Linked DNA regions of Homo sapiens: region 2 is linked to region 1. The links are chromatin loops, found by intact Hi-C in ENCODE. Cell type or tissue: heart right ventricle. All regions are shown on one strand.

The links. A loop is a pair of places that touch in the nucleus more often than their neighbours do. Peaks named below come from ENCODE experiments on the same cell type or tissue, not always from the same donor. Only the 100,000 strongest peaks of a DNase experiment are listed, where the experiment ranks them.
Region 2: a loop joins it to region 1, with 2.1 times the contacts of the local background. A loop is called at or near these places in 4 of 110 quality-filtered maps.

What each region holds. Positions count from the first base shown.
Region 1 is chr2:46,311,276-46,319,275 of GRCh38, reverse strand. All of the region lies in intron 1 of EPAS1 (endothelial PAS domain protein 1), which reads right to left. Among named protein-coding and RNA genes, the nearest start is that of EPAS1, 18 kb to the right of the region's middle. In heart right ventricle, no CTCF peak of the experiment used is centred here; a DNase peak (open chromatin) is centred at 3,775; H3K27ac peaks cover 8,000 bases.
Region 2 is chr2:46,024,565-46,032,564 of GRCh38, reverse strand. All of the region lies in intron 10 of PRKCE (protein kinase C epsilon), which reads right to left. Among named protein-coding and RNA genes, the nearest start is that of EPAS1, 270 kb to the left of the region's middle. In heart right ventricle, a CTCF peak has its summit at 3,121 (motif pointing left); a DNase peak (open chromatin) is centred at 3,049; H3K27ac peaks cover 4,451 bases.

The sequences.
Region 1 (8,000 bases):
TGGGCCACACTGGAGGATCATTTTACCCAGGGTAAGGTCTGGCCCAGCCCTGGAAGCTGTCATCATTGCAGCCTCTTCCTATGTAATCAAGTGAATTATTCTAAGCCTAGAGAAAGGCCTACATGGCACTTAACCTTTTATTTTGCAGCTATTTCTGGGGCACCATAGCTAACACACTGGTCAGAAATATAGAAAAGATGCCGCTTTTCAGATAACACATTGGTCAGAAATATAGAAAAGATGCTGCTTTTCAGGTCTGAAAATAAGCTTGGGCTGGTTATAGCTTGTTTTCTGAGCCTGGACATGTCAATGAATAAGGGTTTCACTATGATACCTCTATAAGTGGAACTTAATACAACTATGTATTAAATCTTTGTAACTTAGTAGCAAGAGATAGTTCTGATATATTGCTATATAGAAAATGCATTTCACAATAGCATGTAACATGATAATGCAGGCATACCTCATTTTATTGTGCTTCACAATTAATACTATTAATAACTAATAATTAATGTTGAATTTAGGGAAGACACGTCATGTGAATTTACAAGTAGTTCTGCTACAACATGGCATATGAGCTCCTAAAAATCACCACACTATGCAAAACTAAAAACCACAGAGCTTACGGGAAAGAAGAGGTTAGGGTACAACACTCAAAAACTTTCTCAGCAACACAAAAACAATATGGGAACTTAATAAAAATGGTAGCACAGTTTTACACGTGTTAAATGGTTAAGAAACACAGGCATGCCTTGTTTTATTATGCCTTACTTTATTGCACTTTGCAGATATTGCACTTTTTACAAATTGAAGGTTTGTCAGGCAAGTTTATCCATGCCATTTTTCCAATAGTATGTGCTCACTTCATATCTGTGCCACATTTTGGTCATTCTTGCAATATTTCAAACTTTCATTATTATAGCTATTATTATAATGATCTGCGATCAGTGATCTTTGATGTTACCACCGTAATTGTTTTTAGGCATAAACTGCACCCATATAAGACAGTGATCTTAATAAATGTTGTGTGTGTTCTGACTGGTCCAGTGATTGTTCCTCTGTGTGCGTGTGTGTGTTTGTGTGTGTGTGTGTGTATCTCTCTCTCCCCCTCCCCAATCCTTCCTATTCCCTGAGACACAACAATATTGAAATTAGACCAATTTTAATAACTCTACAATGGGCTCTATGTGTTCGAATGAAAGGAAGAGTCACATCTCTCACTTTAAATCAAAAGTTAAGGAATGATTAAGCTTAGTGAGAAGATCAAACCAGGCATAATATTCCCTTAAGCCAAAGTCTAATCCAGAGCAAGGCCCTAACTCTCTTCAATTCTAGGAAGGCAGAGCAAGGTAAGGAAGCTGCATTAAGAAAAGTATGAAGCTAGCAGAGGTTGGTTCGTCACATTTAAGGAAAGAAGACATCTCCATAACATAAAAATGCAAGGTGAAAGAGCAAGTGCTGATACATAAGCGGCAGCCAGTTATTTAGAAGATCTAGCTAAGATCATTGATGAAGGTGGCTACACTAAACAGATTTTCAGTGTAGATGAAAGAGCCTTATGCTGGATGAACATGCCATCTAGGACTTTCACTGCAAGAGGGGAGAAGTCAATCCCTAGTTTCAAAGGACAGGCTGACTCTCTTACTAGGGACTAATGCAGCTGGTGAGTTTAAGCTGAAGCCACTTATCATTTACCATTCTGTAAGTCCTAGGGTTCTTAAAAATTATGCCAAATCTACTTTATTGGTGCTCTATCAGTGGAACAACAAAACCTGGATGACAGCACATATGTTTATGTGCTCGTTGTCAATGCACCTAGTTACTCAAGAGCCCTGATGGAGACGCACAAAATTAATGTTGTTTTCATGCCTGCTAACACAAGATCCATTCTGAAGCCCATGGATCAAGGAGTAATTCTGACTTCCAAGTCTTATTCAAGAAATTTTGTAAGGCTATAGCTGCCATAGATAGTGATTCCTAGATGAATCTGGGCAAAGTAAATTGAAAACCACCTGAAAAGAGTTCACCATTCTAGATACCATTAACAGCATTTGTAATTTGTGGGAGGATGTCAAAATATCAGCAGTAACAGGAGTCTGGAAGAAGTTAATTCCAAACCTCACGGATGACTTTGAGGGGTTCAAGACTTTAGTGGAGGAAGTAACTGCAGATGTGGAAGAAATAGCAAGAAAACTAGAAGTGGAGCCTGAAGATGTGACTGAACTGTTGCAACCTCATGATAAAACTTGAACAGATGAGTCAGAGCTTCTTACAGATGAGAAAAGAAAAGTGGCTTCTCAAGATGGAATTTGCTCCTGGTAAAGATGGTGTGAACACTGTGGAAATGACAACAAAGGATTTAGAATATTACATCAACTAAGTTGATAAAGCAGTGGCAGGGTTTGAGAGGATTGACACCAATTATGAAGGAAGTTTTACTGTGGGTAAAATGCTATCAGACAGTATCACATGCTGCAGAGTCTTTCCTGAAAAGAAGACTCTATTGATGTAAAAAACTTCATTCTTGTCTGATTTCAAGGAATTGCCACAGCCACCCCAACCTTCAGCAACCGTCACACTAATCAGTTCTGCAGCCACCGATATGGAGGCAAGAACCTCTCCCAGTAAGAAGATTATGACTCACTGAAGGCTCAGATGATTGTTAGCATTTCTTTTAGCAATAAAATATTTTTAAATTAAGGTATAGACATTGTTGGCCAGGTGCGGTGGCTCATGCCTGTAATCCCAACACTTTGGGAGGCTGAGGCAGGCAGATCATTTGAGGCCAGTAGTTCGAGACCAGCCTGGCCAACATGGCAAAACCCCATCTCTACTAAAAACACAAAAATTAGCTGGGTGTGGCAGCACATGTCTGTAAATCCCAGCTACTCGGGGGTGCTGAGGCACCAGAATTGCTTGAACCCAGGAGGCGGAAGTTGCAGTGAGCTAAGATTGCCCCATTGCACTCCAGTCTGTGCAACGGAGTGAAACTGTGTCTCAAAAAGAAAAAAAAAAAGGGTATGTACATTGTTTTTTAGACATAATGCTAAAATATAAACATAACTTTCATATGCACGAGGAAACAAAAAAAAATCATGTGACTCGTTTTATTGTGATATTCACTTTACTGTAGTGGCCTGGAACGAACCTACAATATCTTAGAAGTATGCCCGTATTCTGTAATTATATATCAATATTCATGATATAGAGAAAAGTATGTTCACCAAAGAGTTAACAGTGGTTATCTCTGGGTGATGGAATTTTGGTGATTTTTATTTTTATCTCCATGCCTTCTTTTACTATGACTTTTTATGGGGAACATGTATATTTTTTATAATCAGAAGAAAACAACTTAGCAACTTTAAAAATAATTTTACAGGAGAGACAATTCATGGAGATAGATGTGTGTGCACATGGTCCCAGGGCCTTCCCAACTCCCCTTGTGCTATAATCTTCCAAAGAATTTGAGGGGGCTCTGCCCCTCTTGCCCTCCACCCTCAGAGCCCAGAGCACCCCTGGGTGACGTTTGCAGATCCCTGCCCTCCCTCTACATCCTGCCCTCGGTCCAGCAGTGTGAGTGAGCTGCTCCTGCACTGGGGCCAGCCATTCAGGGAGCAAGGAAATATTATGCAAGAGCACAGGAAGTCAGAGGAGACAGGATTCTGGGCAGGCCTGGCAAGGAGTCTGTGTGAACTCCAGTGAACAAGCAGACTTTGCTCAGTGGGGCCGAAGCCAGCAGAAGGCCTTCCCAGGGCAGCAAAAGGGAGCCGTCCACCTCATGTCTCTGGCCAGTGGGCAGCCATCCAGAACTTGATGTACCTGATGTGAGGCAGATAAACCCAAGTCTCAATATTTCTACTCTTCTGGCCCAAGTTCAAGGTGACTCCCCAACACTTATGCACTGTGACTCACCTCCGTCCCACAGTATGCACCCCCGCCCCCTCTGTACAACATGACTTCATTCAGTGATTTTCAAACCTGCTCCTCTCACGGCCATCAGCTTTCCGGCTCAGTCCGTTCTCACTGTCTCAGAGTGAGGGACACAGTTCCTCCGGGTTGCCTGCATGGGTTGCCTCACATCAGTATCAGCCCTGAAAACTTCAGATACGTTCATGTACATGTATATGAGTCACAGTGGCCACAACCTCTTCTTTTGCAGTAGTTGATATTTTGGAAGCCCCAATCCAACTGGCAGGGCAGAGATCATATCAGCCATCTAACAGAAGTGGAAACTGAGGCACAGAGGGAGTGCAGTGTGACCTAGTTGAGGGTGCTCTCCGTCACCCCAGCAGCCTGCCTCCTTCTCCCTGGCATCAGGAGATGGAGACACTACCCCTCCTGCAAGCACAACTATCCCTTTTTGTAGAAACCACTGGGCAGCCCACCTTCTCGTACCCCAGCCCACCTCCTTCTTGAGGGTGGTGGTCTTGCTGCTGTCATGGAAGTGGGTTGGGCCATGCCCAACAGCGACTTCCAAGTCTCTGCCCCTCTATTCCAACAGAACCTCCTCTTGGAGAATGGGGAGTTCCTTCCTCCAGCTCCCGACCAATCATCTTTAATCGTCCACCTTCCTTCCCTCTAAGGGAGCATGTGAAAACAGGAGTCAGGACGAGGCTCCACTTGAAATTTATTTCACAATGGAGCTAGAACCCTATTGGGGATCTCTGAGCCAATTTTGACTGGTTCCCACTTACTAGTCCATTGTGAAGATGGGGAAACTGAGGCCCAGAGAGATCATCCAGCTGATTGGCACTTGCCTTTGCTGTCTAGCAGGCTACACAAACAGGACGTTTTCCTGAACAGAAAGGACCTAGATCTGAGTGGAGAGATAGCCAGGGCTGGGTAGAAATGGGGCTGTAGTCCTAGGACCCACACTCCCTTTGGCATCTGTGGAGGTACAGGCAGTGGTGTTTCAACACGCAGAGCCAGCCATGTAGAGAGTGACACCGACCCAATCACTGCCCCTGACCTGACAATTGCTAATTGTGGTAAGAACCGACAGTGGCATTCTCCTGGGACTCTCTTGTGTATTTCCAGACGCCACCAACACACAATGGCCTCTACTCCTCCGGTGTAAACATTGCCAAATAAGACAAACAATAACATCACCACGACAGAAAAATAAGGTGCCAAGAGAGACAGCATGGGTCTGTGGAAAGAGTCTGGGTCTGGGAGCTGTTCAGGTAGGCACTGCCACTCTCTGGTTTTGTGATCACATTTTTGTGCCTCAGTTGTTTCATCTATATGACAAAAATGACAAAAGCTTCAATCTACATCAAGAGCTTTGAAAAAAAATTAAGCACTGAACAAATATAAGAAATAATAACGTTGAAGACAAAGACCTGACAACCTCAGATTATTTCACTTAACAAACATTTAAGGAGCACCTCCTGTGTGTAGGCACTGCCCCAAACCCTGAGGATATGGCAGTAACCATGTAATGCATGGTCCCTGCCTTCATGAAGCTTACATACTAGGGGGCAGCAAAGGTGACAGATGATAAGCAAATAAATTATGACATGTGGGGCTGGTCACCGTGGCTCATGCCTGTAATCCCAGCACTTTGGGAGGCCAAGGCGGGCAGATCACCTGAGGTCAGAGTTTGAGACCAGCCTGGCCAACATGGTGAAACCCCATCTCTACTAAAAATACAAATATTAGCCTGGCATGGTGGTGCGTGCCTGTAATCCCCGCTACTCAGGAAGCCGAGGTGGGAGAATCGCTTGAACCTGGGAGGTAGAGGTTGCAGTGAGCTGAGATCCCGCCATTGCACTGCAGCCTGGCGACAGAGTGAGACACTGTCTCAAAAATAAATAAATAAATAAATAAATAAATAACAACATGTGGGAAGTACTGCTAAAACAAAACAAAACAGAACAGGAGGGAGGTTAACTAAAGGAGGTGAGAAAATGCTTCCCTAGGGAGGTGATATTTAAGCTGAGACCTGAAGGCAGAAGTTAACTGGCCAGCCTCATGGGTGGGGCTGAGGGATGAGCAAGCTTAGGCATTAGGGGCATCAAAGATGTTACAGATGAAGGATCAGAGGCCAGAGCTGAGTGGCCTGTCACATCTCATGGTCAGTATGTAGCACAGCCAGGCGTTTGCACTCAAAGCCTTTTTCCCACTTCTAGTAACACCGGAAGGACAAGGTATCTTTTAGGTGTCAACATTCGCTCTGTTTCTCTGCTAGTAGCTGTCTGACCTCTTAAAGACCTTGGGCAAGTCATCTGCTTTCTTTGGGAGCCCACAATTAGGTCTTGCTCATAAGATGCAAAGCAACAAGTAGGACCTGAGCAGACATGGTACAGATGTAGCTCTTTAGGTTTAGAGATTTGGGTGTGCTGAGTTGAAGGGATATTCCCATTCTCGACAGAATCACATCTTGCACAAACCACCTCCATCTCCACAGGGGAGGGAAAAACAGGCCAGATGTAGAAAGGAGCATAACTGGTCAGACCCTTTATCTAGAATCCTGGAAGTGTCCTTGGTCTCTTGGGTATAATCAGATTTCCTCACATCTCAGGGTATGGGCAAAAATAGAACTGATACCCAAAAATCATTATTAGTAAAAACTAATAATTCTGAAAATCCCAGCCAGGTAAGAAATTTAAAGGCCTGAGAGCAAGAGTCCCCTAGCTTTTCCTAAGGCTGCCTTCCAACTGCAGCCAAATCACATCAACAGGCAATAATGTGCCTAATGATTATATTGCTGTGCTTGTTAATAATGATGCCTTGAAGGTCTGCCCTTTAAACTTTTCAAAGTTCTATTGAGATAATAGTTGCAAAAGTGATTTTTAAAATATAATAGACTTTAAAAATGCATGGTTTTATGAAACTCTAGCTCATTTCAAACTCATAATAGTACTCTGAGAAAGCAGCAAATATGTCTAACCCCACTTAGGAAAGGGGTTAAAGAAAGAAAGGTTAAATTACCTGTCCTAGGTCACACACATCAGAGAAAGATCTAGAAAAGTCTTTCAAACTCCTAGAGACTTGAGAGCTCCTCTGAACCCCATGTGGAGGTAGGCTTTGCCAGGGACACAAAAAAAGAGAAGGTGACTCGGGAGCATTTACAATCCGTTTGGCAAGATAAAAGCCAAGAAACACAGAACCCTGTGGTCATCCCAACGCTAATTTTGGAGGCAAAGAAATTCAAGTGGGTGAAAGTTTGTCTCTCTCCAAAATAAACATGTACTGTGCCTTGGCCCTGAAGATCTAACTCAAGAAGAATTAAGTTGTCGTCATTGCCCTGGTAATATTTGGAGCCATACAAGGAGATACAGGTGGCCTGGAATCACCAAGATTATGTTGATTTGGGTATGGAAAATGGTTTCAAATGTGCTCAAAAGAGATGACTCAGGAACAAAGGGATCAATGCTCACAGTCACCCAGACTCCTTTCTGCCTGGGTTTTCTGCTCACCAGGCTTTCCCAAGGCCTTGGGCTGGCTGGCGGCCACAGTGACCACACCACCCTCAGGTGTGCCCATGTCTCAACATCTCACTAGCCAAGGTGGGGAAAAGTACTTGCTAGGAGTTCAGCAAAGGCAAAGTTGGAACTTTTCAAAAGGATGTTTTACTTTAAAAAGGAAGAGAAAAGGAAATGAACACAAAGGAAAAGACGTGGATATGTTCACAGGTTTCACACCCTAACAGATATCTAGTCACAGGTTAGCTTGGTAGGACATCTTCCTTTTCCTTCTGGAGGTCCACCTGGAGCTGTGAGAAGGTAGATGCTAGACTCAAATTTCTAGCCATGGCAAGATTTGGGTAAACAACACTTTCTAGCCTAGGGGAGTTCTTAGGAGATTCTTGAAACTAGTCCCTTAGTTTGGGCTGCGCTGTGCTCCAAAGCTCTCTGGCACCTGCAGTCTTTTCCTGGTTCTGACAGTCCAGGCTCCTTTCCACCTAACTGTAGAGGGCCCTTCCCTGCTCTCGGGCCTGAGGCTCAGCAGCCTGCACAGAGTAGGCAATGAGCAGAGAATGACTGTGGAGCGAGTCA
Region 2 (8,000 bases), 290 kb after region 1:
AAGAAAAAAAACACGGTAGACTTTAACAAACTGTACAACTGGGGACAACCAGCGGGAAGGTTTTGGAAGGCTGGGGGTAAAGAGGTGGCCTGACCATAATTAAGGGCAAGTCCTGCCAGCAAACCCGTGCCCATTTTAAGAGAGGGATGGCGGTTTTCCCAGGCGGAAGCTGGGTGCCAGGGCTCATTCCATAGACAAATGCTGTCCTCTCTCCCCTCCTTAAAATGAACATTGTCAGGAACAGGAAGGGCACAGGCGTGGTTCTGGAAAGATCTCAGTTCCAGTCCCAGCTCATCGTTTGTGCCTATTTCCTCATCTGTCAAAGAAAGATATCCCAGGACCCTGCCTGTCGCAAAAGCACCATGAAGATAAAGTAAGATCATGGACAAAGGACTTTGTAAAGCAATTTAAAAGTTGTATGTGTGCTACATGCCAGGCACTGTGCTAAAGGCCATACATGTTTTAACTAAATTCTTGCGGCAGTCTTCTAAGGGAAGTATTATTTCCACTGCGCAAAGGAGAACACCAGGATTCACTGGCATTGTTAATATTTGCTGGAAGTTTAAAAAACCAAATAAATGTCTGAAAAGTAAATGTTCAAAATGAGATACCCTATTGCTAAGAGGCTGTGAGATGAGTTTGTGTGGGTGGGAAGAGGTTAAAAAAATAAGTTCGCATTCTCTCCCATGCAAATTGCGACCAGTTGGTAGGGGCTGTGAGGAGCATGTGGGATATTCAGGATTCTCTAGTCATGGGCTGAGAGGAGGAGCATGATGGACTAGCAACTTGACGGTAGCTGCTAAATCAGCCGATTTTAGTTCCAGAAATGACTCCTGCTGGGTGTAATCACACTGGCTTTCATTACCATCACTGCCACAGGATGCATGAGCATTTATGAGCATTTTACTCTGGGTAAGTGGGTTTTTTCTACACACACACACACACACACACACACACACACACACACACACACGAGCAGAATGTAAAGGGGTAGAAGACTGTGTGTCTGCCTTTGGGTACTGACAGTGATTTTGGGAGATAAGACTTTTGTGCATAGAAATCTAAATAGCTAGTCGTGGTATGTATGCTGGCTGCCAAGAAAGAAGGAAAATTAATAAATGCTACAGGGATTTGGATGAACTGAAGGGTTTGTGGAAGAGGCGGGATGTGAGATGATCAGTGGGAGGTCAGGACAATCAAGGGGCATGGCTGGGGCATCTCAGGCAGAGGGAACAGGCAGGAATTCACATGCCAATGTTTCCAGAAAGCGGGCAGTGAGATCGAAGACAGCAGGCTGAGAGCCAACAAAGGAACAAGGAGATATTGACATTTTATTTTGCTGGGCATGAGTGGTGCTCAAAGTCTCAAAATACGGTCACAAAAGTGGGCAAGTTCTTTTCGTTTATTTGTAAAGCTCCTTTCCCAAGTGATTTATTTCAAATAAAAATCTAATTGGCTATCCCACTCTAATCCATTGCTTCAGTTACTATCCAAAGTAGTATTTAAGGGAAATCCATTTAAATATTCATCCCTACTCACATAGAGCATGGTACATCATTCACGACAGAGTTGTTTAAATATAGAATGCACTCCAGGTAACAAATGATGTATACAGGACCGTGCAAGACACTCCAGAGAAGGTCCCACCAATCATAAAAGGAAACACGTAACGAAAACTGTCTTCACGGAGAAGAAATATTCCGTGGATGACCAAGACTGCAAGGATGTTAGAGTTTGTGGTGCAGGAATACAGGGACTATCCCACATCACACAGGGCTAGGAGAAACAAATGGTGGGTTAGAAGGTGGAAAAGGGAAAAGTCGTTTAAGCGAATAATTCCTTTTCGTTGGGACATAATTACAAGTTGCTACAGGGAAGTATTATGATAGCAGCAATCCTAAGAGACATTAATTTCAGAGACCCTGAAGGTAGCAGCTTTAGATCTTATGCATCCCCAAATCACACCTGAAAGATGCAATAGCTGTTCAGAAGTAACAGCAAGAGGGAGGAGGGACAGGACTTCAGAATCCCCAGGGAGGGGGGCATGGTGGAACAGCCACATGATTTTCATGATTTTGTCTTCTGTCCTTTCAGTCTCTCCCTCTCTCTAACCCCCACTACCAAGTTGGTATTTGGGACCGCCCCACTACTTGGGGTATTCTGGGAGGACAGGAAAGACTTAAACTTAGCTAGGGAAGCAGGAAAGCACTCCAGAGTGCCCCATGTGGGTTTAAAGGACCTGGGGGTTAGACAGGAGGTTCACATCTGTTGTATGGATGAGAAAATAAGCTTGTTTTTCAACAAGTCTGCTGTCTTTCTGAGTGTGTCTATATCTGCAAGGTTCTCCAGTGCTGTCTTCTCCATGTTCAAGGTGGATGCCTAGAATATTGTCCATGTTCTTAGACTATGGAGACAGCAGTGAGGATGCTGCCCTCCCAGGATGTGGGGATCTCAGGGAGTGATCAGCTCAGTCACCCAGCAGTTTTGCAAGTGAGGCTTTTCATTACTCCCTGGTGGGAAATAGCTTAACTTTCTAATGGGTTTACAGAATCTTCTAGCCATGTTTTGCGGGTGGGTTTTTCACCTTGCGTCACAGAGAGGGTATTTAGAAGAAAGGACAGTGTGGGAAACATTTACTCAGATACACAGCTTGGGAAGAGGATCATTATTCATGGAGTCTTCTGGTACAAGGACCCCAGCAAATGCCCTCCAAACATCATTTCCTCCTCCACTTACATTTCAAAAAAAGCTGCAGGAGTTTGATATTTTCTTAGTTTCCTTTTCCTGACTCCCTCTGTACAGGATGATGTAGTTGTTTACTTTAAGGCTCAGGAGTCAGCCAGCATTGTATGAAAAGCTTTCCCACAAAAAAAAAAAAACCCATACGACGACAAACCCCTTTCCCTGATGTTTAAGCAATTAGCGATGCATGAACAGGCTTGCTTGAGCTCTTGGTCTAGGACCTGCTCCTTCTTCCTGTTGCAGGAGCCACTCACCCTGGGACTGAGGGATACAGGGAGGCCTTTTCATTTCACAAAGGGTGGCGTTAGTGGGGGCAGTGAACAGACAGGATCTTCATTGGTCCCACCTCCAAGCCACTTTTGTGGCTCCCCCTGCTGTTCACCCCGGTGTCACATGAAATTCCAAACCTCAATGTGCTTATCCATAAAATGGGGAAATAAAAAAGTTGTGGAAAAGATGAAACCACCATGTAAATTTAACATATTATCTGAGACAGCACTGTAGAATGATGAACACTAGGACAATGGAACAGAAACTGCCTTGGTTCAAATCCAATTCTACCACTTCTTAACTATGTGACGTTGGAGAAGTCATTCTACCTCCCTGTGTCTCAGGATATCCACCTCTCAGGACTATTGCAAAGATTAAGTTAATCAACATACGTAAAGAGCTTTAAAAAATGACAGGTATATAGTAAGTGCCATAAGAACATTAGCTAAGTTCACAATAACAAAGACGTGGAATCAACCTAAATGCCCATCAATGATAGACTGGGTAAAGAAAATGTGGTATATACACACCATGGAATAATATGCAGCCATAAAAAAGAACCAGATCATGTCCTTTACAGGGACATGGATGGAGCTGGAGGCCATTATCCTTAGCAAACTAACACAGGAACAGAAAACCAAATACCACATGTTCTCACTTGTAAGTGAGAGCTAAATGATGAGCATACATGGACACATAGAGGGGAACAACATGCACTGGGGCCTGTGGGAGTGGGGAGGAGGGAGAGGATCAGCAAAAATAACTAATGAGTACCAAGCTTAATACCTGGGTGATGAAATAATCTGTACAATAAGCCCCCATGACACAAGTTTACCTATGTAACAAACCTGCACATATACCCTGAACTTAAAAGTTTTTAAAAAGAACATCAGTTATTATCATTCTTGGCTTATAGAAAACACTCTATAAATGTTAGTTACATTTACGTATGTGATGGCAGCAAGGAAAGCTGTTATTTTCAACCAGTGGTGGCAGGTGGGGAGGGCAGCACAGTGAGTGCTATGTCCCCTATAGAATATGCCAGAATCTAGAAAGAACACACACATCTACAGTTTAAAAGGTTCAATTTATAACATCACTTTATAGGTGAAAATGGAAAGATAACTATGGTTTTCATAATACAAACTGCCAAATGAAATGTTTGGCATCTTCTTAGTTATAAAACATGGTTTAAAAACATGTTGCAAAACACAAATGTTGTGGCAGTGAAGAAAGTTTACCCCCCAACTCAGAGCTGCTTGCTGAAAGAGTGAGGCTGGGCTAGGTTACTCTTTAAGAATCCCAACCTTCGGCCGGACGCGGTGGCTCACGCCTGTAATTCCAGCACTTTGGGAGGCTGAGACGGGCGGATCACTTGAGGTCAAGAGTTTGAGACCGGCCTGGCCAGCATGGCAAAACCCCGTCTCTACTAAAAACACAAAAGTCAGCCGGGTGCAGTGGTGGGAGCCTGTAATCCCAGCTACTCGGGAGGCTGAGGCAGGAGAATCACGTGAACCCGGGAGGCGGAGGCTGCAGTGAGCTAAGATCTTGCCACTGCACTCCAGTCTGGGCCACAGAGCCCGACTCCATCTCAAAAAAAAAAAAGAAAAAAAAGAATCCCAACCTTCAAGAGGGAGGTCCCCCAGGGTAGGTGGAAGGTGGGCCAGCAGTTCTGTAGATAACCCCCTGGTCTTGAGCCCCATCTTGGCCTTGGTCTTGGAAAGAGGATAGGGACTACGCTTCATTCTTCCAGCTAAATAGGCCATGGGACCAGTCACCACACTTCTTGTCCTTGAGACAGATCATACTGCCAAAAGAACAGGAAAATCGAAACTTTAGTGGCAAAAGAATGATACACAGAGGTAGTGCACAAGCTCAGTTTTTTGTTAAAGTTCGAATTTTTGGAGAGCATGTCATCATTTAAAATGCTAGTGCCTATGACAGTTTGGATGCTTTCATGTTCTTGTTCCCCTTCCCTGCCTTATTGTAAAATATACCTACGAATGAGAATATGTAAAATATGCATATGCATTTTAAAGATCAAATAAGACTCACTTTTAGCTGTGACCCACCTTGACAGATAGAACATGGTTGCTGGCCTTTGAAACCCCTTTAACTCTCTTTAATTGCAACCTCTCTCCCCATCCTCATTCAGTCCCTATTTGGACTTCCCTGGTAATCATGATCTTGTTTTTCTTTTCTTTTTCTTTCTTTTTTGAGATAGGGTCTCACTCTGATGCCCAGGATGAAGTACAAGTGGTACAATCATGCTTCACTGCAGCCTCAACCTCCTGGGCTCAACCTACCCTCCTACCTCAGCCTCCCGAATAGCTGGGACTACAGGTGTGTGCCACCATCCCTGGCTAATTCTTTTATTTATTTTTGAGACAGGGTCTTGCTCTGTTGCTCAGGCTGGAGTACAGTGGCATGATTATGGCTCACTGCAGCCTTGACTTCCTAGGCTCAAGCGATCCTCCCACCTTAGCCTCCAGAGTAGCTGGGACAACAGGCACACATCACCGTGCCAGGCTAATTTAAAACAATTTTTTGTAGAGACAGGGTCTCACTATGTTCCCAGGGCTCAAGCAATCCTCCTGCCTTGGCCTCCCAATGTTGGGACTACAGACATGAACCACCACACCCGGCCCCTTGCTTTTCTTTACAGTTTCATCACCCATGTGTTTCCTCCTAAGAATATTGTTTAGTCTCGCCTGTTTGGGGGTTTTATAGAAATGGAAATATGCTACATGTCTATTCTGGGACTTGCTTCTTTCCTTCTGTAGTCAGCTGTGTATCTTTTAAAATTACCAGCTCTTATGCCTCAGATCTCTGTGTTTAAGGGGTCTCATTTACTCTCTTATAAATCCCCTTCAAAAACATCCCTTAAACATCCCAAAAACATCCCTAAAATGTCATGACACAGCAAATCGACCAATTCATTCTGTTCTCTTGGATACAGGTTGTCAACCACATTTAGGAAAGCTGTGGCCAGTTCCTCACCTTTTCAACCTAAATATTTTCTTACATCAGAGTGACACTTTTGGTAGAATTAAAGATCAGAGAAATGCATTCAAACCTTCTGCATGATACCATCTTCCAAAAAGGTAACATTTCCACCACTACATTCTTAATGTTTCTGCATAGTCTTCTACGCTTCTTTCTGATTTTGTCTAACTGCCCATACTCCCGATTCTTGTCCTCCTCTACCCATGAAGTCTAAATGTCCCATTCTAGAGAATTGAGATTTTAGGTTTCACATCTTTACCTTAATCTTTGAACCATCCACATAGCTTTTATACCCTCTAACTTCGTATACTCTCCCCATGAATGCCTATGTGCTTAGACTGCGCTTTTTACTCCCATGATCCTGCAGACTGTTAGTACCATTTCCTACCAAGGAGAAAGGGGTATTTGAATATCTGCATTTCATGCTCAATAGTGTCTTCAAGATTTGAAAATTAACAATTAGCTCAAAGAGCTAAACAGAATCCCTCCTTCCTGGGATATGGATGCACAAGAATCATATCTATTGATCATTTTCAGCTTTTGGAAGGCCCCAGTTTGCTTCTGCCTATGGCGTCTACCAGGTACTGACTTCCAGTGTTTACCTAGTACCCAGGACACAGGCTCACTCTGGTTCCCATAGTGATGGGTCAGTTTGCCCTCCCAGAGATTAATGTGGTTTAAAGCAGCAGAGATCAACACTGGCCAGGGAGCTAAATGGATCTGAACTACACAAACATCCAGATCTGCCTTGGACAGGGCTTGCTCCTTTTCACACAATAACAACCCTACAAAGCCAATTTCCTTGAATCAGATGGGACCTTGCCACTGTGCTCCTGTGGGGTAGGTGGAACCCAGGGTTCTTATTCCTGTGACAAAGTCCCTTATGAGACAGCGAGAGAGTGACAGAGGGAGAGAGTGAGAGCAAGGGAGAGAGAGGGAGCACATGAGCGTGTATGTGACCCGGAAGGGGCACTTCAACGCTTGTGCCTCAGTTTCCTCCAATTTGTAGGAGTATACCTACTAGTCAGCCCACTCATCTCTTCCTCTGATTTTCATTCTCTGGTTCACCTATTAGCCTAACCTCCCTAGGTGGACCAGCAGTTCTTTGAACAAGGATTGTGTCTTTTTCTATCCCTGGAATACCTGATATTAAGTTGAAGACATACCGTACCAGGTACTAAAAAAAATACTGGTTGTCTAATGTATACTGAAGCAGAACACTTCGTCCCTGGCTGGGGGTGTGTGTTCCAGATGTCTTACGTTCCCTGGTACTGCTCCTGCACAGCTGTTTTTTAACACTTCAGGGTTCAGTTACTCTGCCTAGCACTGCTGCACCTCAGTCACCACGTCTGGCAATCCAAATGGATCTTGCCAACCCCGGGAGTTCTCTCGTGAATTCTTTTGTAAACATTTTATAATAGGAGTTAGCTTTTGCAAGGTCAACAATCACACCTACATTTGTTTTTTTTTACAGTCAAATTTTCGAGCTTTCTTTCAGTGGAGCCTACCTATACTTTGTGAAGTGTGTTTAATCTCTGAGTTATGTACATCAAAAGATACTTCCTAGATCTTTAAGAAGCTCTCCCAAGGGAATAAAACTCTGGGCAAATTGGATGGTAGAAGTATTTCACCATTCATGACAACGTGTTTCCTTTGGTTGTGTTGGTATGTTTTTAGTGTTAACACTGGTGAATCTAGAAAGTTTTCATAAACTGGGGCTTGATAAAGGAGGTTGGATTTAAACTCTTACCTGAAAAAGAAAAAAAAATACCAAAAACACATGGGGATAGGTTGGATAAATGGTGAAAGAAACACTGAGAACAAAAGTCATTTTCCCCATTCACTCTCATCCTTGGACACTTTACTGGACCTTCCACCCTCCTTCTGAAGTCCAGGGAAGGCCACAAACTTCTCAGGCCCAAATCTGTTAGCACCAGCAGGCTCAGCTCTAAGAGCCAGAGCCAGGTAATAAGCTTAGCTTC